2 separate regions of the Homo sapiens genome follow, and region 2 is linked to region 1. A link is an interaction called in ENCODE POLR2A ChIA-PET data of the cell type or tissue named here. Cell type or tissue: PC-9. All regions are shown on one strand. Each heading gives the region's core, and the rest is flanking DNA. Links, peaks and the distances in the headings are about the cores only. Region 1 holds the start of LOC105376325 (a long non-coding RNA gene). Region 2 holds the start of DIPK1B (divergent protein kinase domain 1B).

What was found. Peaks named below come from ENCODE experiments on the same cell type or tissue, not always from the same donor. Only the 100,000 strongest peaks of a DNase experiment are listed, where the experiment ranks them.
Region 2: POLR2A ChIA-PET joins it to region 1 with 6 read pairs; 8 of 35 experiments call an interaction of 5 or more read pairs at or near these places.

Annotation. Positions count from the first base shown.
Region 1 is chr9:136,628,368-136,644,781 of GRCh38, forward strand. LOC105376325 (a long non-coding RNA gene) reads right to left here and starts at 16,109. Exons shown (of 3, transcript XR_930446.4): 1 at 15,779-16,109; 2 at 15,377-15,654; 3 at 11,520-13,034. RefSeq lists enhancers at 1,336-1,867, 2,098-2,217, 2,400-2,931, 2,932-3,463, a cis regulatory region at 15,956-16,414 and silencers at 16,023-16,072, 16,343-16,414. In PC-9, for the core only: no CTCF peak of the experiment used is centred there; no DNase peak of the experiment used is centred there.
Region 2 is chr9:136,702,512-136,713,203 of GRCh38, forward strand. It overlaps DIPK1B (divergent protein kinase domain 1B), which reads left to right and starts at 10,061. Exons shown (of 5, transcript NM_152421.4): 1 at 10,061-10,217. The coding sequence starts at 10,155. In PC-9, for the core only: no CTCF peak of the experiment used is centred there; no DNase peak of the experiment used is centred there.

The DNA of each region.
Region 1 (16,414 bases), core at 5,626-8,125:
AGGAAGAAAGGGGGGTCGCAGAGACGGTTGTGGAGGCCAGCTGGTCCCAGCAGCCGTGCCTGTGGCCACAGCGGCCGGAGGTGGCAGCAGCTGGACGAGATCCCGCAACATCCTGGAGGCTGCGGGCGGGGCGCGTGGAAGTTGGGGGCTGCGGGCGGGGCGCGTGGAAGGTGGGGGCTGGGGCTCCGGGGAAAGTACTGCTGCTGGGGTCGGCTACGGTGGGGCCTGGGTCCAGCTTTCTGGGGACTCAGTGAGCAGGGGTGCTGAGGCCCAAGCTGGCTGCCGGGGAGATCAAGTGGCTGGCCCGAGCCCCAGGCCTCAGTTTCCCCACCTGTACAAGGGAGGGTTGGATAAGAGGGTCTCCAGAGAGGTTCCTAAAAGCCAAAGGAAGAAATTGTGGTGCTGGCGGAAAGGGGAGTGTCATCTCGGTCAAGGGGTCTTCACCCAGTATTCCAGAAAGGCGATGGGGTGAGGCAGCTCCCCCCGGCCCCACAATCACTGTGTCTTCCAGCTAGAGCTCAGCCCTCTCTCCCGGGACTCCTCCTGGGGTCTGCCTGCCCAGGGACAGACGCCGGGCCAGCTGCCAGCCGGCCCTCTGTCCCCCTACCTGTGGGCGAGCGCCTCCCCCTGCCTTCTTGCTCCCTCAGGGAAGCTGCCATCAATCAGGCCCCAGCGTTTCCTGTCACTGCGCAGGTTCCCACGGCCTCTGCCCTTGACCCCCAGCCTGGGCATGGCCCGCCCACCCTCCTTGGCCCCCAGCAGCCCCTCAAGGACGCAGGGCAGGCCCCCCGGGCCTGGTGGTAGCAACCCTGCCTCATGGACCTGCCTGTCCTGTGAACACTGGGAGAGCCACTCAGAATCCTGGCTTCGGACACCGCCCTGTGCACCTCGAGGAAGAAGCTGCAGCTGATGGCACAGGTGAGCAAGCGGGAACTCCACAGGCTCCCTGCCCTGGGTTTGCCCCTGGGGCCCTCGGCTCCTCTCCCCAGCAACCTGTGTGTCCGGGATTCCCCCGCCTCTGTCCTGTGTCCAGCTGGGGAGTGGGGCCCCGGGATGGATCGTGGGAACAGCCACGGGGCCACTGAACAAGGCTTGAGAGGGCTGGGCAGGGTGGAGGCGGCTGCACCTGTGCCTGTCTTGCTGGGGGGTCCCTGGAGACTGGGGTCCTCGCCTGGGCCCTGTGCCCACCACTCTGCACTTTGGTTTCCTGGTGGCATCAGGACCCATCACTCTGGGCCAGCCGAGGGCTATCCAGCTAGGACACCCAGGCCTGGTGGCTGCCCAAGGCCCCTGAGCCTGGGCCCGGTCAGGGCTTCCCAGCCCCTTCTCCCTTCTTGGCAAACAAAGGCCCTGCCAGCCATATGCTGCGACTCTGATTTGTTGGGCGGGGGACCTGGGGCATTGGGCACACCTCACCCCACCCACCCTGGCACAGCACAAATGCTTCTTAGCCTGCACAGTTCCTCTCTGCACCCCATAACCTCTCAAACTAAGCTGCTCCCCACAGCTGGGTCACCATCACCCCAGCTGCCCAACCGAGGCGTGTCACAGTGAAGGCCCCAGCCCTGCCTGTTGCAGGGGGGAGGGGAGGGGGGCGACGACACCACCCTGTCCCCAGCTCCACTCCCTCAGGCACCGTCTCCTCCTCACAGCCCCCACTGGTCTCCTTACTGCGGTGCCCAAGACCCATCCTGGACTGGGGTCTGGTGCTGGGAATCTCACACTGGACCCCCAACCTGGCTCCCATGGGCCTGTCCTGCCCAGCCCCAGGCTGCCCCTCAGCAGCTCTCACCCCCTAGACCCCAGACTCCTGTCTCCCCTTCCCCACTCCTCCCAGGCTGGGCTGGGTCCCGCTGTGCCCATGTCTGCCCGCATATCTGTAGGACCACTCGCTGCCTCACCCCTGCACCCCCACCTGCCGGCCACAGCCACTCCCAGCCTGCACCTGCCAGGGCTTCACAAATGACCAAGGGGAAATGAAAACACAACTCTTCTGAGTTCAGCTGTCCAAGGCAGAGGCTGGGCAGTGCCCCCTGCCCACCAGCTCCTGGAGCTGAGCCAGGGGCTCTGGGAGTGGGGGAAGGAGTCAAAGACCCCCGAGCAGAGGAGAGACTGGAGAGGGACTGGTTGGGGTGAATCGGCCTCCAGCGTCTTCCAGCAAAGCGTCTCCTCCCACCCACGCTGGCCTGCGACCATTCCCCAGACACCTGGCGCCACCCACCGGGCCAAGTGGAGGCTGCGTGTGGGAGGGCTGTAGCCCTCAATGCCCTGGGGTGCTCAGATGAGGAGGGGGCTGAGAAGGGGAGGGGCCCTAGATGGGGAGGAACAGAGAAGCCCTGTTAGACGCATGCCTTGAAGAAACTTGGTTTACACACACACACATGCTTCCATGTGCATGCACACACTGGCAGACACACGTACATACACACGCACACATGCTCACACAGATGCCCATGCTTGCACACACCCATCCACGCTCACTAATACACATGCACGCATGCTCACAAACTGATGCCCGCATGCTCACGCACAAGCACACGTGCTCACACACACATACGCATGCATGCTCACACACATATACACGTACATGCATGCTCACACGTGCACACATACACACGCACCCATACTCACACACATACATACATGCCTGCACACACACACGCATGCTCACACAGACTACCGCATGCTCGCACACGCACACATGCACACATGCTCACATACATACACGCATGCATGCTCACACATATACACACGCATGCATGCTCACACACATGCTCGCACACATACATACACACATGCTTACACACACACGCACGCATGCTCACAGACTCCCGCATGCTCACACACGTGCTAACACACGCACGTGCTCACACATACACATGCACAAATGATCACACACACACCTGCATGCATGATCACACATGCACACATATGCACCCATGCTTGCACACATGCTGACACACATACGCACGCAGGCATGGTCACACGCATACACACGCACACATGCTCTCTCACACACACACATACATGCACACACATACATGCTCACACACACGCACACATACACACACACCCATGCTCGCACACACACACGCATGCTCACACACGCACACACGCACCCATGCTCACACACACACCACACAAGCATGCTCCCACACATACACACATACATGCTCTCACACACTCTATCACACATACGACTGTTCCTGGGGCTGTGCTGCCCTCCTGTGGCTGCTGACAACTCCATGTCCAGCCCACTCAGCTGCCGGATCCCCAGGAGGGCCACCATGGATGTCTGGGGCCGAGGAGGCACACAGCCACCCGGGGCCAGGGAGCACCGAGGCCTGGGTAAGGGCAGAAGCCGCCAAGCCCCCGGTTTGCTCCACCCCTCAGTCCCCATCACAGTCTGGGCCAGGACTCAGAGCCCTGGGTTCCCCAACGAACCTGCCCCTCCAGGGAACCCAGGACCCCTTAGGACAGAGCTCCAGACCCCATCAAGGACTAAAGGAAGAAAATTAAGCACAAACAAGGTAGAAGAAATAATGAAAACACGAGTGGACAGAAATGAAGTAAAAAGTGGACAAACAACAGAGAAAATCAAGGAAAGCAAGAGTGAGTGATTCGGAAAGATCCACAGAACCCACAGATTTCCAGCTGGACGAATCAAAGGAAACAAAAAGAAGAAACCACAAATCAGCACTGTCAGAAAGGAGAGGAGGCGCCATCTCACCTCCCACAGACACCGAGAGAGTGAGTGTCAGGAAGGAGAGGAGGTGTTGTCTCACCTCCCACAGACACTGACAGAGTGAACGTGTCAGGAAGGAGAGGAGGCGCCGTCTCACCTCCCACAGACAGCAAGAGAGTGAACGTGTCAGGAAGGAGAGGAGGCGCCATCTCACCTCCCACAGACACCGACAGAGTGAGTGTCAGGAAGGAGAGGAGGTGTTGTCTCACCTCCCACAGACACTGACAGAGTGAACGTGTCAGGAAGGAGAGGAGGCGCCATCTCACCTCCCACAGACAGCAAGAGAGTGAACGTGTCAGGAAGGAGAGGAGGCACCATCTCACCTCCCACAGACACCGACAGAGTGAACGTGTCAGGAAGGAGAGGAGGCGCCGTCTCACCTCCCACAGACACCGAGAGAGTGAACGTTTAGGAACGAGAGAAGGCGCCATCTCACCTCCCACAGACAGCGAGAGAGTGAACGTGTCAGGAAGGAGAGGAGGTGTCGTCTCACCTCCCACAGACGCCGACAGAGTGAAAGTGTCAGGAAGGAGAGGAGGCGCCGTCTCACCTCCCACAGACGCCGACAGAGTGAAAGTGTCAGGAAGGAGAGGAGGCGCCGTCTCACCTCCCACAGACACCGAGAGAGTGAACGTGTCAGGAAGGAGAGGAGGCGCCATCTCACCTCCCACAGACACCGAGAGAGTGAACGTGTCAGGAAGGAGAGGAGGTGTCGTCTCAACTCCCACAGACACCGAGAGAGTGAACGTTTAGGAACGAGAGAAGGCGCCATCTCACCTCCCACAGACAGCGAGAAAGTGAACGTGTCAGGAAGGAGAGGAGGCGTCGTCTCACCTCCCACAGACACCGAGAGAGTGAACGTGTCAGGAAGGACAGGAGGCGCCATCTCACCTCCCACAGACAGCGAGAGAGTGAACGTGTCAGGAAGGAGAGGAGGCACCATCTCACCTCCCACAGACACCGACAGAGTGAACGTGTCAGGAAGGAGAGGAGGCGCTGTCTCACCTCCCACAGACACCGAGAGAGTGAACGTTTAGGAACGAGAGAAGGCGCCATCTCACCTCCCACAGACAGCGAGAGAGTGAACGTGTCAGGAAGGAGAGGAGGCGTCGTCTCACCTCCCACAGACACCGACAGAGTGAAAGTGTCAGGAAGGAGAGGAGGCGCCATCTCACCTCCCACAGACAGCGAGACAGTGAACGTCTCAAGTTTATTAACAGCTTTATGACCACAAATTTCCCAACTTAGATGACATAGAAAAATTCCTTGAAAGACACTAATTGTTGGATCTGGCAGAAGAAGTTTCATCACCAAAATGGCCCTAGATCTAGTAAAGAAATTCCATATACAACTAAAACCTTCCCACAAAGACAATTCCTGGCCCAGATGTCTTCCCTGGTGAATGCAACCAAACATTTAGGGAACAAATAATATCCATTCTACACAGACTCTTCCCAGAAATACAAGTTTCGAGGCCACCATTACCACAAGCTCAAAACCAGAAGAGATATCATGGGAAAAGGAAATTACAGGCCAACTTTCCTCACAGACATGGACACAAAATAGTTTCTAGAACACTTGCCTGAAAAGCAAATAGAGGCCGGGCGTGGTGGCCCACGCCCGTGATCCCAGCACTTTGGGAGGCCAAGGAGGGCGGATTTCTTGAGGTCAGGAGTTTGAGACCATCTTGGTCAGCATGGTGAAAACCCGTCTCTACTAAAAATACAAAAATTAGTCGGGTGGTGGGGTGCACCTGTAATCCCAGCTACTTGGGAGGCTGAGACAAGAGAGTCACTTGAACCTGGGAGGCGGAGGTTGCAGTGATCCGAGATCGTGCCATTGCACTACAGCCCAGGCAATAAAGCGAGACTTCGTCTCAAAAAAAAAAAAAAAAAAGCAAATAGAATAATTTTTTTTAAACACATAGACACAAAAGTTGTAATGAAATAAATGCAAAGTAAATCGAATTGTGCAATATATAAAGAGGATAATACATCAACACCAAGGGGAGTTTATCCCAGGAAGGCAAGGGATCCAGCTTTCTTTTTCCTTTTTTTTTTTTTTTTTGAGATGGATTCTCGCTCTGTCACCCAGGCTGGAGTGCGGTGGCAGGATCTGGGCTCACTGCAAGCTCCGCCTCCCGGGTTCACACCATTCTCCTGCCTCAGCGTCTTGAGTAGCTGGGACTACAGGCACCAACCACCACACCCGGCTAATTTTTTTGTATTTTTAGTAGAAACAGGGTTTCACCGTGTTAGCCAGGATGGTCTCAATCTCCTGACTTTGTGTCCGCCTACCTCGGCCTCCCAAAGTGCTGAGATTACAGGTGTGAGCCACTGTGCCTGGCCCCTTTTTTTTTTTTTTTTTTTTTGAGATGGAATCTTGCTCTGTCACCCAGGCTGGAGTACAGTGGTGCGATTCTGGCTCACTGCAACCCAGCAGCCTCCGCCTCCCAGGTTCAAGTGATTCTCCCGCCTCAGCCTGCCAAGTAGCTGGGATCACAGGTGCGCGCCACCACGCTCGGCTAATTTTTGTATTTTTAGTAGAGACAGGGTTTCACCATATTGGCCAAGCTGGTCTCAAACCCCTGACCTCGTGATCCACCCACCTCAGCCTCCCAAAGTGCTGGGATTACAGGCGTGAGCCACTGTGCCCGGCCAGGATTCAGCTTTCTAAAGTCAATCAGCATAATTTACCATGTCCAGCTAACTAACAGACAGAGAGGGACTCCCTAAAAGAAGAGCTGTTTATTTGGGACTAGCAAGCTGCAAAGGGAATGCTTGGCCTCTGTAAACTACGTGCATATTCCTGTAGGGAAAGGAAGAGGAGGGTTTCTAAGGGAAAATGGGGAGAATCATGTTGTTTTGAAAATTATCCTTGGCTACAAATACCAACAGCTGGGGTGAGGCCAGTCAGAGGTTGGACAGGCGGTGGCTGAGCAGACGTCCTTGGAGAAGCATTGTTTGGGTCTCAAGGCCTTCGTGCAGGGCTGTGGTGCCCATAGTCTTTTTCCTCAGGCACAGGCATGACACATCTCTTCAGGACCTCGCCCAGCTCTGTTTGTCACGGTTTGGTGGTGGTGGTGGTGGTGTTTTATTGGTTATTGAGATGCCGTTTTGCTCTCGTTGCCCAGTCTGGAGTGCAGTGGTGCGATCTCGGCTCACTGCAGCCTCTGCCTCCCGGGTTCAAGCGGTTCTCCTGCCTCAGCCTCCCGAGTAGCTGGAATTACAGGCACATGCCACCACACCAGGCTAATTTTTGTATTTTTAGTAGAGACGGGGTTTCACCGTGTCGGTCAGGCTGGTCTGGAACTCCTGACCTCCGGTGATCCTCCTGCCTCAGCCTCCCAAAGTGCTGGGATTACAGGCATGAGCCACCGTGCCCAGCCTGTTGTTGTTTTAACACCAGTGACCTTATATTTATTCTGACAACTTTCACATTCATGTTAACAGAATAAGAAAAAAATCCATGTAATCCCCTCAGGCAAAATCATGACAAAATGCGTCATCGTTCGTGGTGCAAACTCTCAGCAAACCAGCAATGGAAGGGAGCCAACTACACCGACAAGACCATCTATCCAAACCCATCGCTGAAGCCATGGCTGATGGTGAAACACAGAAGGCCCCGGCCGAGGTGGGGAGCAGGGCCGGGGGCTTCTCTCGCCACCTCCCTCTGCGCCGTGCAGGAAGTCCCGGGGCAATAGGGCAGGAAAAGGAAAGGAAGACATACATGATCCGACATGTAGAAAATCCTTTTAAGGCCGGGTGTCGTGGCTCACGTAATCCCAGCACTTTGGGAGCCCAGGAGTTGGAGACCAGCCTGGGCAACACAGCAAGACCCTGTCTCTATAAAAAAATTTTTGAAAATTAGCTGGGCATGGTGGCACGCACCTATAGTCCCAGCTACTCAGGAGGCTGAGACAGGAGGATTTCTTGAGTCTGAGAGGTTGAGACCAGCCTGGGCAACATGGCGAAATCCTGTCTCTACTAAAAATACAAAAATTAGCCAGGCATGGCGGCACATGCCTGTAATCCCTGTTACTTGGGAGCGGAAGGCTGAGGTGGGAGGATCACATGAACCTGGGAGGTGAAGGCTGCAGTGAGCCGAGATTGTGCCACTGCATTCCAGCCTGGGCAACAGGCTGTCTCAAAAAAAAAAAAGAAAGAAAGAAAGAAAAAAATTGAACCTTAACTTTATTTCACTCTGCACAAAAATGAAATCAAGATGAGTCACATAGACTTAAACATAAAATCCAAGACCTTCTGGAAGAAGACGAGGGACAATCGTCACAATTTGGGGTAGGCAAAGACTTCTTTCAGGTCACAGAAACACCAGACATACAAGAAAAGAAATTGATAGCAAAGTAGATTTTTATCAAAATCAATTTTTTTTTGCTGATCAAAAGATACCATGAAGAAAATGAATAGGCAATCCAGAGACTGGGAAAAATATTCATTGTAGATATCTCTGACAAAAGATTTGCATTCATGGCTGGGTGCAGTGGCTCACAACTGTGATCCCAGGAGCTTCGGAGGCCGAAGTGGGTGGATCAGCTGGGCTCAGGAGTTCAAGACCAGCCTGGCCAACATGGTGAAACCTCGTCTCTACTAAAAATACAAAAATTAGCTTGGTGTGGTAGTGGGCCCTCTAATCCCAGCTACTTGGGAGGCTGAGGCAGGAGAATCGCTTGAACCCAGGAGACGGAGGTTGCAGTAAGCCAAAATCATGCCACTGCACTTCAGCCTCGGCAATAGAGTGAAACCCTGCCTCAAAAAAAAAAAAAAAGATATTACACAAATGGCCAATAAACATAGAAAGGTGGGGGTCAGGTGCGGTGGCTCACACCTGTAATCCCAGCACTTTGGGAGGCTGAGGCAGGCTGATCACCTGAGGTCAGGAGTTCAAGACCAGCCTGGCCAACATGGTAAAACCCTGTCTCTACTGAAAATACAAAAATTAGCTGGATGTGGTGGTGCATACCTGTAATCCCAGCTACTTGGGAGACTGAGGCAGGAGAATCACTTGAACCAGGGAGGCAGAAGTTGCAGTGAGCCAAGATCTTGCCACTGCACTCCAGCCTGGGTGACCGAGTGAGACTCCAACTCAAAACTAAATAAATAAAAAATAAAAATAAAAAAACACAGAAAAGTGCTCAACATCTGTAGAACCAGAGAAATGCAAATTAAAATTACAGTGAGATGCAGCCGGGCGCAGTGGGAGGCCGAAGCAGGCGGATCATGAGGTCAAGAGATCGAGACCATCCTGGCCAACATGGTGAAACCCATCTCTAAAAATACAAAAATTAGCCGGGTGTGGTGGTGCGTGCTTGTAGTCCCAGCTACTAGGGAGGCTGAAGCAGGAGAATCGCTTGAACCCAGGAGGTTCCCAGGTTGAACCCAGCCTGGCAAAAGAGCAAGACTCCATCTCAAAAAAAAAAAAAAAAAGAAAAATTACAGAGAGTTGCCGGTACATACCAGTTCATCAATGGTAGCAAACACATCTCACGAATGTAAGACGTTAAATAATCAGAGAAACTGTGTGCAGGCTGTATGGAACTGTCACGAGACAACATTGCAACAAATTCAACTTAAAAATCTTAATTGGCTTTCATTCACAATTCTGAAATTGGCTTAGAACCAGGACAAATTCAGACCTGGAGCTGCACAACGTTCATGGAAACGGAAGTGATGCGCAGAGGCAGTTTTGGTGGTGGCCGCTGGGCACTTTGCCTTGAAATCAGCGGCCACTGGCAACTGACAGCTGGCAGCTGCGGTGACCTGGACCCAGTCCCTGTGACAAGAGGCCAGCCTTCTGTGGCCTTCAGGCCATGCCAGGCTGCAGTTTGCTGTATGGACTCATGCCCCAGGCCTCCTCGGTGAAAACTTAACAGGACTCTCGGGTTCATTTTGAAACCTTTATGTAAGTCTTAGCCGGGCACGGTGGCTCATGCCTGTAATCCCAGCACTTTGGGAGGCTGAGGCAGGTGGATCATGACGTCAGGAGTTTGAGACTAGCCTGACCAACATGGTGAAACCCCGTCTCTACTAAAAGTACAAAAACTGGAGGCCGGGCACAGTGGCACATGCTTGTAATCCCAGCTACTCGGGAGGCTGAGGCAGGAGAATCACTTGAACCCAGGAGATGGAGGTTGCAGTGAGCTGAGATCGCGCCATTGTACTCCAGCCTGGGCAACAGAGCAAGACTCCATCTCAGGAAAAAAAAAAAGAAGAGAAACCTTTATGTAAGTCTAAATCTATTCTGAAATTAAAAGTTGATGTAAAAATCTTTAAAACGTAGGCTGCAGTCACATGGGGGGAAGCCAGAGGAGGGGGAAGATGAGTGAAGCCCAGCTCTGCTCCTGGGAGCTGAAAGCACAGGTGTCAAAACACCAGCCGGGAGTGCGGCAGTGCAAGGCCTGGCCCTGCCTTCCCCAAGTGCTCAGGACAGAATTTTCCATCTGTTTTATTTTTTAAATTTTTATTGATTGATTCATTCATTCATTTATTGAGATGAAATCTCGCCCTGTCGCCCAGGCTGGAGTGCAATGGCATGATCTCGGCTCACTGCAACCTCCACCTCCCGGGTTCAAGCAATTCTCCTGCCTCAGCCTCCCAAATAGCTGGGATTACAGGGGCCTGCCACCACACCTGGCTAATTTTTTTGTATCTTTAGTAGAGACGGGGTTTCACCATGTTGGCCAGGCTGGTCTCGAACTCCTGACCTCAGGTGATCTGCCCGCCTCAGCCTCCCAAAGCACTGGGATTACAGGTGTGAGCCATCGTGCTGGGCCCATTTATTTATTTATTTATTTGAGACAGAGTCTCGTTCTCTCTCCCAGGCCGGAATGCAGTGGCGCAATCTTGGCTCACTGCAACCTCTGCCTTCTGGGTTCAAGCGATTCTTCTGCCTCAGCCTCCCGAGTAGCTGGGATTACAGGCACCCGCCACCACGCCCAGCTAATTTTTTGTATTTTTAGTAGAGATGGGGTTTCACCATGTTGGCCAGACTGGTCTTGAACTCCTGACCTCAGGTGATCTGCCCACCTCAGCCTCCCAAAGCACTAGGATTACAGGTGTGAGCCACCACACTGGGCTTATTTATTTATTTATTTTATATATATATATATATTTTTTTTTTTTTTTGAGGCGGAGTCTCGCTCTGTCACCCAGGCTGGAGTGCAGTGGCATGATCTTGGCTCACTGCAACCTCCATGTCTGGGTTCAAGCAATTCTCTGCCTCAGACTCTCGAATAGCTAGGATTACAGGTGGCCACCATCACTCCCAGCTAATTTTTTGTATTTTTAGTAGAGACGGGGTTTCACCACGTTGGCCAGGCTGGTCTTGAACTCCTGACCTCAGGTGATCCGCCCGCCTCAGCCTCCCAAAGTGCTGGGATTGCAGGTGTGAGCCACCCGCCTGGGCCATTTATTTATTGTTTGAGGAACTGCTATATTGCTTCCCACAGTGGCTACATCGTTTTACATTCCACAACATCACACAAGGGCTCCCATCTCTCCACACCCTGAACAACACTTGTTACTTTTTTTTTTTGAGATGGAGTTTCGCTCTTGTTGCCCAGGCTGGAGTGCAATGGCGCGATCTCGGTTCACTGCAACCTCCACCTCCCGGGTTTAGGCAATTCTCCTGTCTCAGCCTCCTGAGTAGCTGGGATTACAGGCGCCTGCCACCACACCCAGCTAATTTTTGTATTTTTAGTAGAGATGGGGTTTCATCATATTGGTCAGGCTGGTCTCGAACTCCTGACCTTGTGATCCACCCGCCTTGGCCTCCCAAAGTGCTGGGATTACAGGCGTGAGCCACCGCACCTGGCCACTTTCTTTTTTTGAATAGTAACCATCCTAATGAGCCTGAGGGGACATCGAGCTGTGGTTCTACTTAACTTCTGAACAGAGGGAATACAGCAAAAACGACTGCTTCAATGCCCACCTCTGCTCATTCTCACATCTGTGTCAACTTTGGGATGGTTTTACCTTTTTTTTTTTTTGTCATAGAGACAGGGTCTTACTATGTTGCCCCATCTGGTCTTGAACTCTTGGCCTCAAGTGATCCTCCACCTCGGCTTCCCAAAGTGCTAGGATGACAGGCGTTAGCCACCGCACCCAGCCCTGGGATGGTTTTGATTACATCATTTTTCTCATCATGGGTCCCGTTCTCCTGCTTTTCCCATTGCCTGGCAGGTCCTCTTCCTTTGGACGCCAGTCCTTGTGAATTTCACCTGGCTGGGTGCCGGGGATTTTTGTCTTCCTGGAAATCTTCAGCTTTGTCCTGGACGTGCGGTTAAGTGATCTGGAGGCAGTTTGATCCTTTCTAGTCTTGCTTTTATGGCTTGGTAGGAGGGCTCAGAGCACAGCTCGGGCTCAGGCTGATCGTCCCCCGCCGAGGCAAGCCCTTCCCAAGGGCTTCACCCAAGGCCCCGTGAGTTACGAGATTTCCTGCTTGGCTGATGGGGAGAGACACTGTCCTCAGCCCTGCAGGAGTCGGGCCCTGTTCCCTCTCATCCTTCCGGGTGCCTTTTTACCCACCCTGGGGAGTTTCCTTATGGGGATCCGCAGGGCCATGCTCTTCCAAATACTCCAGGGGTCCCATCCAGGTCTTCAGGGTCCCTCTCTGTGCGACCCTCTCCACTCTGGTACTGTGTCCATGAACTCGAGCCGCCTCGGTCTGTCCAGCCTCGGGGGTCCACTGGGACCTGCGTGGGTTCCGCCTTCCCACCCACAGCCTGGACTGCCTCCCAGGGCAGTGAGCACGGGTGACTAGGGCACGGCTGTTCCCATCACTCAGGGTTACTGTCCTCTAATGCCTGGTGTCCCGTGTCTTGGAAGCCATGTGTCTGCGTTTTGTCTGGTTTTGTTTTGCTTTTTGGCTGTTTCGGGTAGGAGGGTAAGTCTATGACATCCCGCCTCAGCTGGACGGAGAAGCTTTTCCTAGAGTAATGGAAATATTCTCAATGTGGTTTTGGATGGTGGCTCCGCAGGGTCTGCAGTGGACACACTCGCTGACCTCATGCAATCCGGCGACTCTGCTGCAGATGCTGGGACTCGTGGGCCCCCACCGTCGGGGGAGCCGGTCCCCATAAACTCTGCCGTCGCGGGGGCCGGTCCCCGTAAACTCCACCGTCGCGGGAGCCAGTGTCTGTAAACTCCACCATCGCGGGGGCCGGTCCCCGTAAACTCCACCGTCGCGGGGGCCGGTGTCCGTAAACTCCACAGTGCACTCACAGTGCACGCCCAGAGAGCAGCAGCAAGGGGGCTCAGCAGGTGATAATTTTCTGGAGAAAAGAAAGAAGTGGCCTGGTTGGTTCCCCATGCCTAAGATTGGGCCTCCCGGCCCCTCAGCCTGGTGCCCTTGAGCATCTGTCCCTGCCTGACCTGGGGCTGTCACTCACCCACCAGCTCCTCCCTGTCTGCTGTGCCGCACAAGCCTACCCCACACACCAGACAAGACCTCCTCTTTTCCCCCACGTTTTCCATGAATGTTTGCACACAAAGGCTCAGTTCAGGGCCTATTAACTAAAAATTTTTAATGTTTATATTTTTATTTTTATTTTTTTGTTGAGAAAAGGTCTCACTCTGTCACCCAGGCTGGAGTGCAGTGGCACAAACACAGCTCCCTGCAGCCTCCTCCCGAGCTCAAGTGATTCTCCCACCTCAGCCTCCCAAGTAGCTGGGACTACAGGCAGCACATTGGCCAATGTTTCAATGTTTTTGTGGAGATGGGGTCTTGCTGTGTTGCCCAGGCTGGTCTCAAACTCCTGGGCTCAAGCGAGTCTCCCCCCTCAGCCTCCCAAAGTGCTGGGATTACAGGCATGAGCCACCACACCTGGCTGTGTTTTTTTAAATTTTAAAAGCAATGTGTGCACTTAGTTTAAAAGTTTCCCCAAGACATAGAGAAAATAGCAACTCCAACTCCAGAAGTGATCACTTAAAATTCCTTTTTTTTTTTTTTTTTTGAGACAGAGTCTCGCTCCCTTGCCCAGGCTGGAGTGCAGTGGCGCCATCCCGGCTTACTGCAAGCTCCGCCCCCCAGGTTCACGCCATTCTCCTGCCTCAGCCCCCCAAGCAGCCGGGACCACAGGCACCCGCCACCAAGTCCGGCTAATTTGTTTTATTTTTTAGTAAAGATGGGGTTTCACCGTGTTAGCCAGGATGGTCTCCATCTCCTGACCTTGTGATCCACCCGCCTCGGCTCCCCAAAGTGCTGGGATTACAGGCGTGAGCCACCGCGCCTGGCCCACTTAAAATTCTTTTAGCCAACTTAGCTCTTCTAGCCGGCATTACTCCCTATTTTGAAATAATATGCTCATCATGCAGGTCCTTGAAGCTTCCTGTTGACTTCCTACCAGAAGATGAGGATCTCACTTTCCCGTCTCTCCTGGCCAGTGCATGCCCTTCTCCCCTCCCACCTTCAAACAGACGACGGATCCTGAATTCTTCACACGGATAGTCAGCACTTGCATTAATATAACTCTGTAATTGTTCACTCTTGAGCCAAGTACTATATGATAAATGCATTTCCTTTTTATAACTTTTTGTTTTTCCTGGAATTCAAAGTTGCTTCCTTTTTCACTTGCTTAGTTAGAATATTGGTTAAGTTACTGAGGCAAAGAACCAAAACAACAGGAATCTAAACATGATAGAGTTGGTTTCTCCCTCACATGAAAGTCCCGAGGCTGATGGGCTTCCCTGCCGCTCTCAACACGTGGCTGGCTCAGGACCAAAGGGGCTGCTCCACCTCTCACCATCTCCCTGCCTGCAGGAGGGAGGGAAGGGTCAACAAGAGAGTGACCCTGGCCAGGCACGGTAGCTCACACCTGTAATCCCAGCACTTTGGGAGGCCGAGGCAGGTGGATCACAAGGTCAGGTGTTCGAGACCAGCCTGGCCAATATGGTGAAACCCCAACTCTACTAAAAATACAAAAATTAGCTAGGTGTGGGGGCGGGCACCTGTAGTCCCAGCTACTTGGGAGGCTGAGGCAAGAGAATCACCTGAACTTGGGAGGTAGACCTTGCAGTGAGCTGAGATCACACCATTGCACTCCAGCCTGGGCAACCAGAGTGAAACTCTGTCTCAAAAAAAAAAAAAAGGAATAAAAGAAAAAGTAAATAAAAACCAACCACCTTCAATCTGATAATTCTGGGCAGAAAACTGAATATAGTTTGGACCAGATCTTCGAGAAAAATTCATATACACCAAATTAACTAGTTCTGTTAAAAGGCTGCTATAAAAATACACATCATCATGAGATATACAGAACTTTAGAATCCAGCTAAGAGTGGAGAAATACTGAATTTCTTAATTTATCTGGAGGGGGCTGTAAATCCAAAGGTAGAAGGGCATTTCAGCGTTCTGGCGTGTTCTGAGATTCTAGGGTATAGTATCTCCCATACACACAGAGGGCATTTTGAAGGTGGCTACGGCCAGGACACCTCGGGTGGGTTCTCCTGGAGAATGACCCTTTCTTTTAATGGGAAGATCCGGAAGTGACACCTCCCACTCCTGCTCTGGTCCCATTGACCAGAACTTGGTCACAGGCTAAGTTAGAGTCTGCAAGGAGGCTGGGAGACGTGGTCTTTAGCTGGACAGCCTTGAGCCCGGTGAAACCCCTTTTACCGTGAAATGGGAGGGCACAGCTTGGGTGACGATCAGAGGTCGCCGCGGCACGGGTGGTCCTCACCCAAGCTCTCCCACGGAGCCGCAAGGCTCGTCCCCGTGTTCTCACACGCATCAGGTCATCACTCCTTTCCATTTCTTTTCTTGAAGGCATCTCCTGGCCTCCTGGAGACTTTGCCCCACCCGTCTCCTCTGGACTGGCCACTCTGGTCACTCTGACAGCCTCCCTTCAGCTGTGACGCTGCCACTTCTTCTTTCAGTCATCACGGGAATGCCCCCTGTGGGTTTTCCACATTTGAATCCCAGAGATTCGGCAGCCGGCCCCTCCCCAGAAGATCGCGGGGACCTACTGCCCCTGCAGAATCCCTTGGCCTGCCCCAAAGCCGGCAAGCAAACCCTCACCCCAAAGCGTCTGGCATTCCCTGGTCACCTCAGGACAGCCCAGCCTGCCATCCTCCCCGATATGCAGGCCGTGCCGCCGTGTGACTCGCAGGATTCAGGAGTCAGGGGGCCAGAGTCGGCAGCCAGGCTTTCCCTGGAGGCTGTGCCCAGAGCTCCTCAGAGTGTGAAATGTGGTGACAGCGGTGCCCGCTGGCTGCTTGCAGGATCCTGGCAGTGACCCGCGGGCAGGGCCCCCCCGGACGGCCCCCTGCGGAGGGCGCAGCCTTGCAGGTGGGGTCGGAGCACAGGGTCCCAGGGTCCCAGGCCCCACTTCCCAACCAAGCCAGGTCCTCTCTCCGCCCCTCTCCTCGAATCTTAAGAGCCTTTGGAGAGAAGCCACGCAGGGCGGGACGCACAGGCTGTCAGGGTGGGAGGGGTGCGTGTCCCACGTGCAGGGAGCCCCGCCCAAGGCTGGCAGCAGCAGGGTAGAGGCCACTGGTCCGGGGCAGCTTCCGCGGGGAAACACCGCCGCGCTGTGAGCATTGGGGGAACTGCAGCCGCCGCCCCATCTGCCGGCTGCGGGTCGTTGGGGGGGCCCCATGCCAACGGCCACGGAGGCCAAGGACCCCCGGAACCCCTCGGCCTTTGTCCCAGGAG
Region 2 (10,692 bases), core at 7,536-10,035, 76 kb after region 1:
CCCCCCAAAAGATAAGTCCCCCTGGAATGTGTAAATGTAACTTTCTGTGGAAATGGGGTCTTTACAGCTGTAATTAGGTTAAAGACCTCGAGTGAGATCAATTTTGCCTTTTTTTTTTTTTTTTTTTTTTTGAGATGGAGTCTCACTCTGTCACCCAGGCTGGAGTAAAATGGCGCGATCTCGGCTCTCTGCAACCTCCGTCTCCCCGGTTCCCGCGATTCTCCTGCCTCGGCCTCCCGAGTAGCTGGGATTATAGGCGCCCACCACCACACCCAGCTAATATTTGTATTTTTAGTAGAGATGGGTTTTCACCATGTTGGCCAGGCTGGTCTCAAACTCTTGACCTCAGGTGATCTGCCCGCCTCGGCCTCCCAAAGTGCTGGGATTACAGGTGTGAGCCACTGCACCTGTATAGTTCAAGATAGTTTTACAAGATGGAAAAGTTCTGGAGCCAGATGGCAGTGAGGGCTGTACAACAATGTGAACATACCTAATGTCACTGACTGTGTGCTTAAAAATGATTTAGAGGGCCGGGCGCGGTGGCTCACGCCTGTAACCCCAGCACTCTGGGAGGCCAAGGCGGGTGGATCACCTGAGGTCAGGAGTTCGAGACCAGCCTGGCCAACAAGGTGAAATCCCATCTCTACTAAAACTACAAAAAATTAGCTGGGCCTGGTGGCAGATGCCTGTAATCCCAGCTACTCGGGAGGCTGAGGCAGGAGAATTGCTTGAACCAGGGAGGCGGAGGTTGCGGTGAGCCGAGATCACACCACAGCACTCCAATCTGGGCGACAAGAGCGAGACTCTGTCTCAAAAGAAAGAAAGAGAGAAAGAAAAGATGTGTCTCTGCGAGCAGAAGGTCTTGCCGCTCTGACAGTCACAGATGTGTAGGTCTCCTGACCGCAGCTGCACTCCCACCGAGGGCAGAAACTAGGAAGTCCTTGGAGCTTTGGTTCCCTTGACAGATGGGGGTGGAGCCCCCAGTGTTATTAAGGAGGCATGGCCCAGCTGCTCCTGCACCTTTCCAGCCAACTCTAGATCTGTCCTGGGGGCACAGTGAAAGGTCTCTGAAGTCTGTGGCATGTCCTGCTGCTCTAAGGGGGGCTCTGGCCCATTTCAGGAGGTTTTGCTGACAGACAAACTCACAGGAAGCCACAGTTGAGACACGGGGTTTGCAGTCCTGGTGAAGGGAAAGTGACTGTCCTAGTCAGCTTTGACAAAACACCACAAGCCAGGTGGCTTACAAACAATGGAAATGCATTTCTCACAGTGATGGAGGCCAGAAAGTCCAATATCGAGGTGCAGGCAGATTCCGTGTCTGGTGAGCGCCCGCCTCCTGATAGACGTCACGTGGTGAATGCAGTCAGGGGTCTCCTGGCAGCCGGGGTGGGGGTCTCTTCTTTTTTTTTTTTGAGATGGAGTTTCGCTCTTGTTGCCCAGGTTGGAGTGTAATGGCGCAATCTTGGCTCACTGCAACCTCCGCCTCCCGGGTTCAAGTGACTCTCCTGCCCCAGCCTCCCGAGTAGCTGGGATTACAGGTGCCCGCCACCACCCCAGGCTGATTTTTGTATTTTTAGTAGAGACGGGGTTTCACCATGTTGGCCAGGCCGATCTCGAACTCCTGACCTCAGGTGATTCACCTGCCTCGGCCTCCCAAAGTGCTGGGATTACAGGCTTGAGGCCCCGTGCCCGGCCAGGGGTCTCCTTTATAAAGGCCCTGATCTCATTCATGAGAACTCCACCCTTATGACCTTGTCACCTCCCAAAGGCACCACCTCCCAAAACCATCTATATTAGTCCATTCTCACATGGGTACAAAGAAATACCTGAGACTGGGTAATTTAGAAAGAAAAGAGGTTGAATTGGCCCACAGTTCCTCAGACTGTACAGAAAGCATAGCGGCTTCTGCTTTTGGGGAGGCCTCAGGAAACATCATCGTGGCAGAAGGTGAAGGGGACACAGGTGTGTCCTACGTGGCTGGAGCAGGAGGAAGAGGCACCACTGAATTTTATTTATTTATATTTATCTATTTATTTATTTTGAGATGAGTTTTGCTCTTGTCACCCAGGCTGGAGTGCAGTGACACGATCTTGACTCACTGCAACCCCTGCTTCCCAGGTTCAAGCGATTCTTCTGCCTCAGCCTCCCGAGTAGCTGGGACTACATGCACCTGCCACCATGCGTGGCTAATTTCTGTATTTTTGGTAGAGAAGGACTTTCACCATGGTGGCCAGGCTGGTCTGGAACTCCTGACCTCAGGTGATCTGCCCGCCTCGGCCTCCCAAAAGGCTGGGATTACAGGCGTGAGCCACCATGCCCTGCCCGGCTAGATTAAAGTTGTTTAAAGCAAAATAAGGAGCAGTCATTGCCTGAGGCCGTCTCTGTACTGGGAGTTCCCACTAACCAACAACAACTTTATTCAGTAGTTTGTTAACAGATAGCCAGGTTTCAACCAATCAATCACGGGCAGCCAACCAATCAGACCACACCCAAATAAGGCAAAGGTCTTGAGTTATTTCTTTTCTTTTTTTTTTCTTTTTCTTTTTTTTTTTTTTTTTTGAGACAGAGTCATGCTCTGTTGCTCAGGCTGGAGTGCAGTGGTGTGATCTCGGCTCACTGCAACCTCCGCCTCCTGGGTTCAAGCGATTCTCCTGCCTCAGCCTCCCGATTAGCTGGGATTACAGGTGCACACCACCATGCCCAGCTAATTTTTGTATTTTTAGTAAAGACGGGGTTTCACCATGTTGGCCAGGCTGGTCTTGAACTCCTGACCTCATGTGATCTGCCTGCCTCGGCCTCCCAAACTGCTGGGATTACAGGTGTGAGCCACGGTGCCTAGCCTGGCCTTGAGTTATTTCCGTACTTCACTTCCACATTCAGCCTGTAAAAGCCTGCTGCTCACACTGCTAAGACAGAGCTCCCAGAGCCTCTTCCACCTTTGAGTGCTGCCTGATTCATGCCTCCTTTAATGCTCAAATCAACTCTGTTACATCTATTTTGTCTAAAGTAGGAAGAATCCTCAAATAAGATTGCCACTGGGACACCAAGCTCGAGTTGGCCAAATGGTGCAAACTCCACAGATCCAGCTGAAAACAACATGGCAATGGCTACTAAGCCATGGGGCTCCCAAAACTGAAGTAGATGGGTCAGCTGTGAGAAGCTCACTGCCTGGTACGGAGCATTGGATGGATTGAAAATCATGGAACAGTCCCTGGCTGAGTCATGAGCCGTTGCCACGCTGCCTGAAAATAAACGCAGAACCTTGTTCATGGACTTCCTCCTTCCACCTCTCACCCCCCTCCACTTACGTTAGGAAGAAAGATGATTAGAGGTTCCCAGGCCGTGGGCACCATCCAAGTGTGCTGGAGAACTTGGAGGAGAAGAAGAACTCAAACTTTATGGCTCTGTCGGATATGAGTAGCCCACATCACTCTCCTGTTTGGACCAGTGGAAGGAAAAGTTCTCTGGATTCCGCTCACCGGATTTGTGCACGGTTTGAAATGGGGAGTGAAGGCTGATGTGATCTTGTGGGTGTGGCATTTTGGGCCAATTCGATGCCCTGTTTTTGATGCTTCTATGTGTGTGTTGCCGCGTAGGAGCTGTGTTTCATCCCCATACTTCCATCCTGTACGTGCCAGAGGGGACTCTCCCTATTGGCAAGCACTGAATGCAGAGAAGGGCCAGTGGGATGTGTGAATCTCTCTGCAACCCGCTTTCAGGGCGGGTACAGAATCCCAGAAGCGGTACAGAATCCCAGAGGGAAAAAGGCGCATCAGAGGTTTGATTGAGGGATTAAGGGCAGTAGGGGGACTAAGAGATGAAATATGGGGCTGGGCGTGGTGGCTCACGCCTGTAATCCCAGCACTTTGAGAGACTGAGGCCGGTAGATCACTTGACACCAGGAGTTAGAGACCAGCCTGGTCAACATGGTGAAACCCCGTCTCTACTAAAAATACAAAAAAATTAGCCAGGTGTGGTGGCGGGCACCTATAGTCCCAGCTATTCGGGAGGCTGAGGCATAAGAATCCCTTGAACCCATCACTTGAACCCGGGAGGTGGAGGTTGCAGTGAGCCGAGATCGTGCCACTGCACTCCAGCCTGGACAACAGGGTGAGAGTCTGCCTCAAAAAAATAAAGGCTGGTCGTGGTGGCTCAAGCTTCTAATCCCAGCACTTTGGGAAGCCGAGGCGGGTGAATCATCTGAGGTCAGGAGTTCAAGACCAGCCTGGCCAACATGGAGAAACCCAGTCTCTACTAAAACTACAAAAATTAGCTGGGCATAGTGGCGGGCCCCTATAGTTCCAGCTACTCGCGAGGCTGAGGCAGGAGAATCATGTGAACCCAGGAGGCAGAGGCTGCAGTGAGCCGAGATCACGCCACTGCACTCCAGCCTGGGTGACAATCACTGGGTGACACTCCGTGTCAAAAAAAAAAAAAAGAGATGAAATATGGCAACACAACATCCCTGAGTGGCCAGTGGAGCAGGTAAGAGCTGCTGGTGGCTGACAGTGGATTACCACCAACAGAAGTCAGCCATTGCTCCCAGAGCCCTAGCTGTCCTACACACTGTGACCATACCGAGCCCATCACGTGGGCTCCGGGTACTTGGTACACTGTCTTGGATCCTGCCAATGCCTTTTTGCCACACCACTGGCAGGGGAGGAGCAAGACCAGCTTGCATTCACATGGCCAGGTCTCCAATACACTTAGGTGTGTTCCCCGTACACGCCCCGCCACTGGCCACCTGTGGGCAGGTTAGGACTTCTGATGTCCACAGGTGCCATGATACAGATGATGTCCTGCAGGTTGGCAGCTCAGAAGCCTTGGGTCTCTAGAACTAGACAACTAGACGGGGGTACTCTCATACCTCCCTGTCCACAGAGGCAGGCAAAACATCAACAGCGTCCAGTGGCTGCCTCACCAGGTGGAGTTTCTTGGGATGAGGTAGGTGGAGGTGGGTCCACAGCACTCACTGCCTCAGCCAGTCAAGGAAAACCTGTTGTCTCTTTGCTCCCTCATCTCACCCAAAAGGACAACCCAGCACTTGATTGGACTGTGTGGGTGTTGGAGACAGGATGTGCTTCATTTGGGCATTCGACTTGGCTTCTTAAATTAGTGAATCCAGGTCGGGCGAGGTGGCTCACGCCGGTAATCCCAGAACTTTGGGAGGCCGAGGGGGGTGGACCACCTGAGGTCAGGAATTTGAGACCAGCCTGGCCAACATAGCAAAACCCTGTCTCTACTAAAAATATAAAAATTAGCCAGACGTGGTGGTGTGTGCCCGTAATCCCAGCTACTCGGGAGGCCGAGGCAGGAGAATCGCTTGCACCTGGGAGGTGGAGGTTGCAGTGAGCCGAGATCACACCACTACATTCCAGCCTGGGCAACAGAGTAAGACTTGGTATCAAAAAAATAATAATATAAATAAAATAAATTAGTGAACCCACAAATCAGCCTGCTTACGTCAGGGCCTGAACCAACAGGCTATTCCAGCTGCCGCCCCGTGAGCCACAGGCCACTCTCTCTCCCGCTGGGGCCTCACAGCCCTGTGATCCCTTTGAACGACAAGTCCCTGTGGCTGACGATCCCGTTATCTGGAAACTCCAGAGAAAGAAAACAGCCTCTGCCCAGATGTGCCCCTTGGGGTGGTGGATTCACTGACTCTCTGACACGACTACTAGGTTCACCCCTTGTTTTCAAAAAGCAAAATTAGCTTACAACGAGCTCTTGTCCCAGTGAACCACCTGACCACGGAGGCCTTGTGACTGGAGCCTGACAGTCCCATTCGGAGGGTTTTCAACTCAGACACAACCACCACAAGGAAGGAGGGCCCTAGAGCTTCTCTTTGCAAACAGAAGACTCTGTATTCAACAGCAGCGGGCGGGTCCCCGGTGATATGTCAGCTTCTCATCGGAAGTGGCAGCTCTCCCTTTGGGGGAAACTTGACGCGCCGCACTCCACCGTCTGAGGGAAAGCTCGTGGCTCTCCAGGGCCCTCGATCCACCAGGGCCCCCTAAACGGCTGCTCACCTGGTGTGCTCACCGGCTTGCTGTCAATAAATACGTGGGTAAATCTCTGTTCGAGGCTCTCAGCTCTGAAGGCTGTGAGACCCGATTTCCTATTTCACACCTCTATATTTCTCTGTGTGTGTCTTTAATTCCTCTAACGCCGCTCGGATAGGGTCTCCCTGACTGAGCTGGTCTCAGCACGTCTCTACTAAAAATACAAAAAAAGGCCAGGCGTGGTGGCTCACGCCTGTAATCCCAGCACTTTGGGAGGCCGAAGCGGGCGGATCACGAGGTCAGGAGATCGAGACCATCCTGGCTAACACAGTGAAACTCCGTCTCTACTAAAAATACAAAAAATTAGCTGGGCGCCGTGGCAGGCGCCTGTAGTCCCAGCTACTCGGGAGGCTGAGGCAGGAGAAAGGCGTGAACCCAGGAGGCGGAGCTTGCAGTGAGCTGAGATTGCCCCACTGCACTCCAACCTGGGCAACGGAGCGAGACTCTATCTCAAAAAAAAGGTCTGGGTGTGAGTAGGGGATGCCTGGGGAAGAGACGCAGTTATAGCAGTTGGAATGGGACATGCCAGTTTTGCAGCAGGGCAGGGAGAGCAATGGGCCCCCTGCTTGGGGAGGAAACTCCCAGGCCTCAGGACGAATGGGAAGGAAAGACAGGGCAGGAAGGTCCTCCACTTTCAGAATTGTCCCCGGAGCCTGCCCCGAAGGTGTGTGTGATCCTGTGTCTCTGCGTCTGTGTCTGTGCAGTGGACCTTTCGTTTACCTGTCGTTTGCCCTGGCCAGGGTTTGAGCTCAGGGCCTCAGGCCACGAAAGGCCCTAGAAACAGCAAGGCACGGCCCAGTTCCCGCCCCCACACCTGAGATACCAGTCAGCACCTCCCGGGTCCTCTGCCCCATTCATGTTCCAGGCAGGTGGATGTCACCCATTGGTGGCGTAGAAACAAGGGCCCCAAAACGAGAACTAGACCCATTCAAACTGAACTGGAACCCGGCCAGTGCCCATTCCATGAACACTTGATGGGCTAGTGGCCACGGACAGTGTGCAGGTTCTGGGCCAGGCCTGCAGATGCAAAGGAGAACGTGGTCACTGGTCCCTGCCTGGAGGGAGCACCGCGTCCCGCGGGCCCTGCTGGGAAATGCCTTTTTGGAAGATCTCGGGGACAGGGTCACCCAGGGCCGGCTATGCGCTCACCAGGCACTCCTCCCAGGGCGGGCCATCTCCCTCCTGGCAGCCTGGGAGTGGCACTGAGGCTGCGCTCATCCTTCTCATGGCCCACACCTTCCCCAGATCCTGACCCACGGATCACGCTCTCCTGCGCCCCTCCCCCAGGAAGCCCTCCTCGGGAGACCCTCCAGAACTTTCTTGGCCGCGGTCTTGGCCTGGCTCACATTGACGGAAGGTGTGGGCTCCTGCACCCTCCAGCTGAGCTCCCTGCAGGCCGGACCGACCACCACTGCCCTGCACCCACTCCCCCTGGCCCTGGGACAGCCCTCCTGCAGGAGGAGGACAGGCCATGCAGGGAAGCACATGCTCTCCCAGCTGTAAACATGGCAAGGCCTCCCTCCAGGCCGGGAGAAGCCTACGTGTTGGCCTCTTGGTGCTTGTGCTCTGTGTCCCACCCTCTCGTACTGCTCTTCCCTTTCTTGGGCTCCGGGACCCTCGCTGGCAGAGAGACAGTGCTTGGATCGAGGGAGAGAGGAAAGGTCACTTGGGGACATGGCAGTCCCTCTTCCCAGCCTGGGCTACGGCTACCTTGGGGGTCACTGAGACTGGGAGGGTCTGCCTGCTACTTTCTCCCACTGGCCCCTCTCCCCTTCCTCACGTTGCCTCCAGCCCTGTCCATCCAGGTCGCTGGCCTAGGCCACTGCCACACCCCCAGGCCCACCCCTCCTTTCTATACCTGGCATAGAACCCTGACCCCATTGCCCCCTGGCCTTGTCCCTCTCTGTTTAACTCCCTGCCATGCAATTCTGTGGGGAGGGGCTCATCCTTTCAACAGATGATGCCAGAAGGATTGGATGTCCATGTGCAAAAAATGCTAACAAAACCCCCAAGCCCCAAACTGAAAACCCTCTGATCCACACCCTGCACAATACACAAAAGTTAACTGGAATTGGGTCATTGACTTAAATATGAAGCCGAATACTATACAACTTCTAGAAGAAAGCACAGAAAACCTTTGTGACCTTCGGTTAGGCAAAAATTTCTTAGAGATGACACACTCAGAGCACGATCCGGGCTGGTGGCAGTGGCTCACTCACGCCCAGAATCCCAGAGCTTTGGGAAGCCAAGGTGGGAGGATCGCTTGAGCCCAAAAGTTCAAGACCAGCCTGGGCAACATGGCAAAACCCCATCTCTACAAAACATTAAAAAATTAGCCTGGTGTGGCCAGGCACGGTGGCTCATGCCTGTAATGCCAGCACTTTGGGAGGCCAAGCCAGGCGGATCATGAGGTCAGGAGTGATCCTGGCCAACATAGTGAAACCCCGTCTCTACTAAAAATACAAAAATTAGCCGGGCATGGTGGCTTGCACCTATAGTTCCAGCTACTTGGGAGGCTGAGGCAGGAGAATCTCTTGAACCTGGGTGGCGGAGGTTGCAGTGAGCTGAGATCGCGCCACTGAACTCCAGCCTGGGCTACAAGAGTGAAACTCCGTCAAAAAAAAAAAAAAAAAAAAGGAAAAGAAAAGAAAGAAACTGTTAAGAGAATGAAAAGAAAGCCACAGACTGGGAGAAAAATCTTTGCAAATCACATGTGTAATAATGGGCAGATATCCAGAAGATATAAAGAAGTCTCGGACCAGGCATGGTGACTCACGCCTGTAATCCCAGCACTTTAGGAGGCTGAGGCAGGTGGATCACTTGAGGCCAGGAGTTTGAGACCACTCCGGCCTGGGCAACATAGCAAGACTCCCTCTCAAAAAAAAAAAAAAAAAAAAGTCTTGGCTGGGCACCAGGTGACTCATGCCTGTAATCCCAGCACTTTGGGAGGCCAAGGCAGGATGATCCCTTGAGCCCAGGAGTTCGAGACCAGCCTGGGCAAAACACTGAGACCCAGTCTCATTCTAGATATTAAAAATTAAAACCAAAATGTAAATAAGTCTCAAAACTTAATAATAAAGAAACAACGTGATTTTTATTAATGGTCAAAAACTTGAATAGACTTTGGAGAAGATACACAGGTGGTAACTGAACACGCAGAAAGTGTGTTAAACACGCGAACCACAGCCCCAGCGAGACGCCACCACCAGGGAAATGGCTAAAATGTAAAAACCTGCCGATAGCAAGAGCCGCCCGGGATGCGGAGCAGCTGGAAGCGCCGGCGGCCGCGGGGAGGGAGCGAGTCTTGGCAGCTGCTGGCTGCGCCCCACATCCCTCACCGTCCAACTCAGCCCCCCCAGGTGTTTACCGAAGTGCAATGAAAGCTTCTGTTCACACGGAACCTGCCTATGGAGGCGGCAACGGCTCATCCCCGAGCACCCCACGCGGAGGCGAAGGAAGTGTCCTCCCGGCGAGTGGCCAAGGCGCGGGGTCTCAGCCAGGAGGGAAGGGTCGGACCCCGGGGCGGGCTGCAGGCTCGGCCAGCCCAGGGCTCCGCGCGTCTGACCCCATCCTGAGGACCCAGGGGAAGGACCAGCCCTGGCTCTGCGGCCTCGAACCGGGGGCGCGCGTGGGGAGCCCTGAACCCCGCAGCCTGCGTAGCGCACGGGGCCTCTCTCCAGCGTGGGAAGAGCCCCCGAGACGCCCAGGAGCCCGACAGGCGCGCCCCCGGCCCCGGCTCCGCCTCCCGGCCCATCCCGCGCGCCCCCAGCCCCTCCCGCAGCACCGTTGCATGAGGGGCGGGGTCTGCGGGTGGGCGGGGCCTCGGTGCCCGCCCCCTCCTCAGCCGAGCCGGGGGTCGAAGGCGGGCCGCGCGCCAAGCCCCGCCCCCGCGCGCCTCCGCCGCGACCCTCCCCCGCGCGCCCCCGCCGCGCCGCCGTCGGCCGACAGAAAGGCGCGCGCCCTCGCCTTTAACGCGGGCCCGGGGGCGCGCGGCCCGCATGGCGAGGGAGCGGCGGCCGCTGCGGGCCGGGCCGGGCCGGGGCTGAGGCCGAGCGAGCCGCGGGGCCCGCGCAGCCCCGGCCGGAGCCCACCATGCGGCGGCTGCGGCGCCTGGCGCACCTGGTGCTCTTCTGCCCCTTCTCCAAGCGCCTGCAGGTAAGCGCGGTGCGCGCCCGCCGCCCCCGGCCGCCTCTGCCTGGGGAGGCCGAGCTCCAGCCCCGGAGTGGGCCGAGTACGGAGCGGGGCCCCGGGTTCGGACACGAAGGGTTCATGAGCCCGGGGTGGGCAGCGGGGAGGGGGCGAGTGGCTCCGGAAGGACGGGACGCTGGGGGAGGGGCGGTGGCGGCGACAGGAGGGTCCGGGCGCGGGGATGCTGCGGCCTGGAGGCCCTCGCCCCGACCTGCAGGCGGTCCCTGCCCCCCAGGCCCAGAAACCACACCGAAGTCCTTTCTTCTTTTCTCCACTTAAAAAATGAGGTGTGTTATTCTGCGGTAGAAAACTTGGGACGCACAGAAACGCCCTGGCAAGGACATGACCTCCCCGCCCCCTGCCCCTTCATCCCATCAGCCAGCCGTAGCGCGGGGACCCTGCCCTGACCCCGGGATGACCTTGAACCACCGTCCCCTCCAGG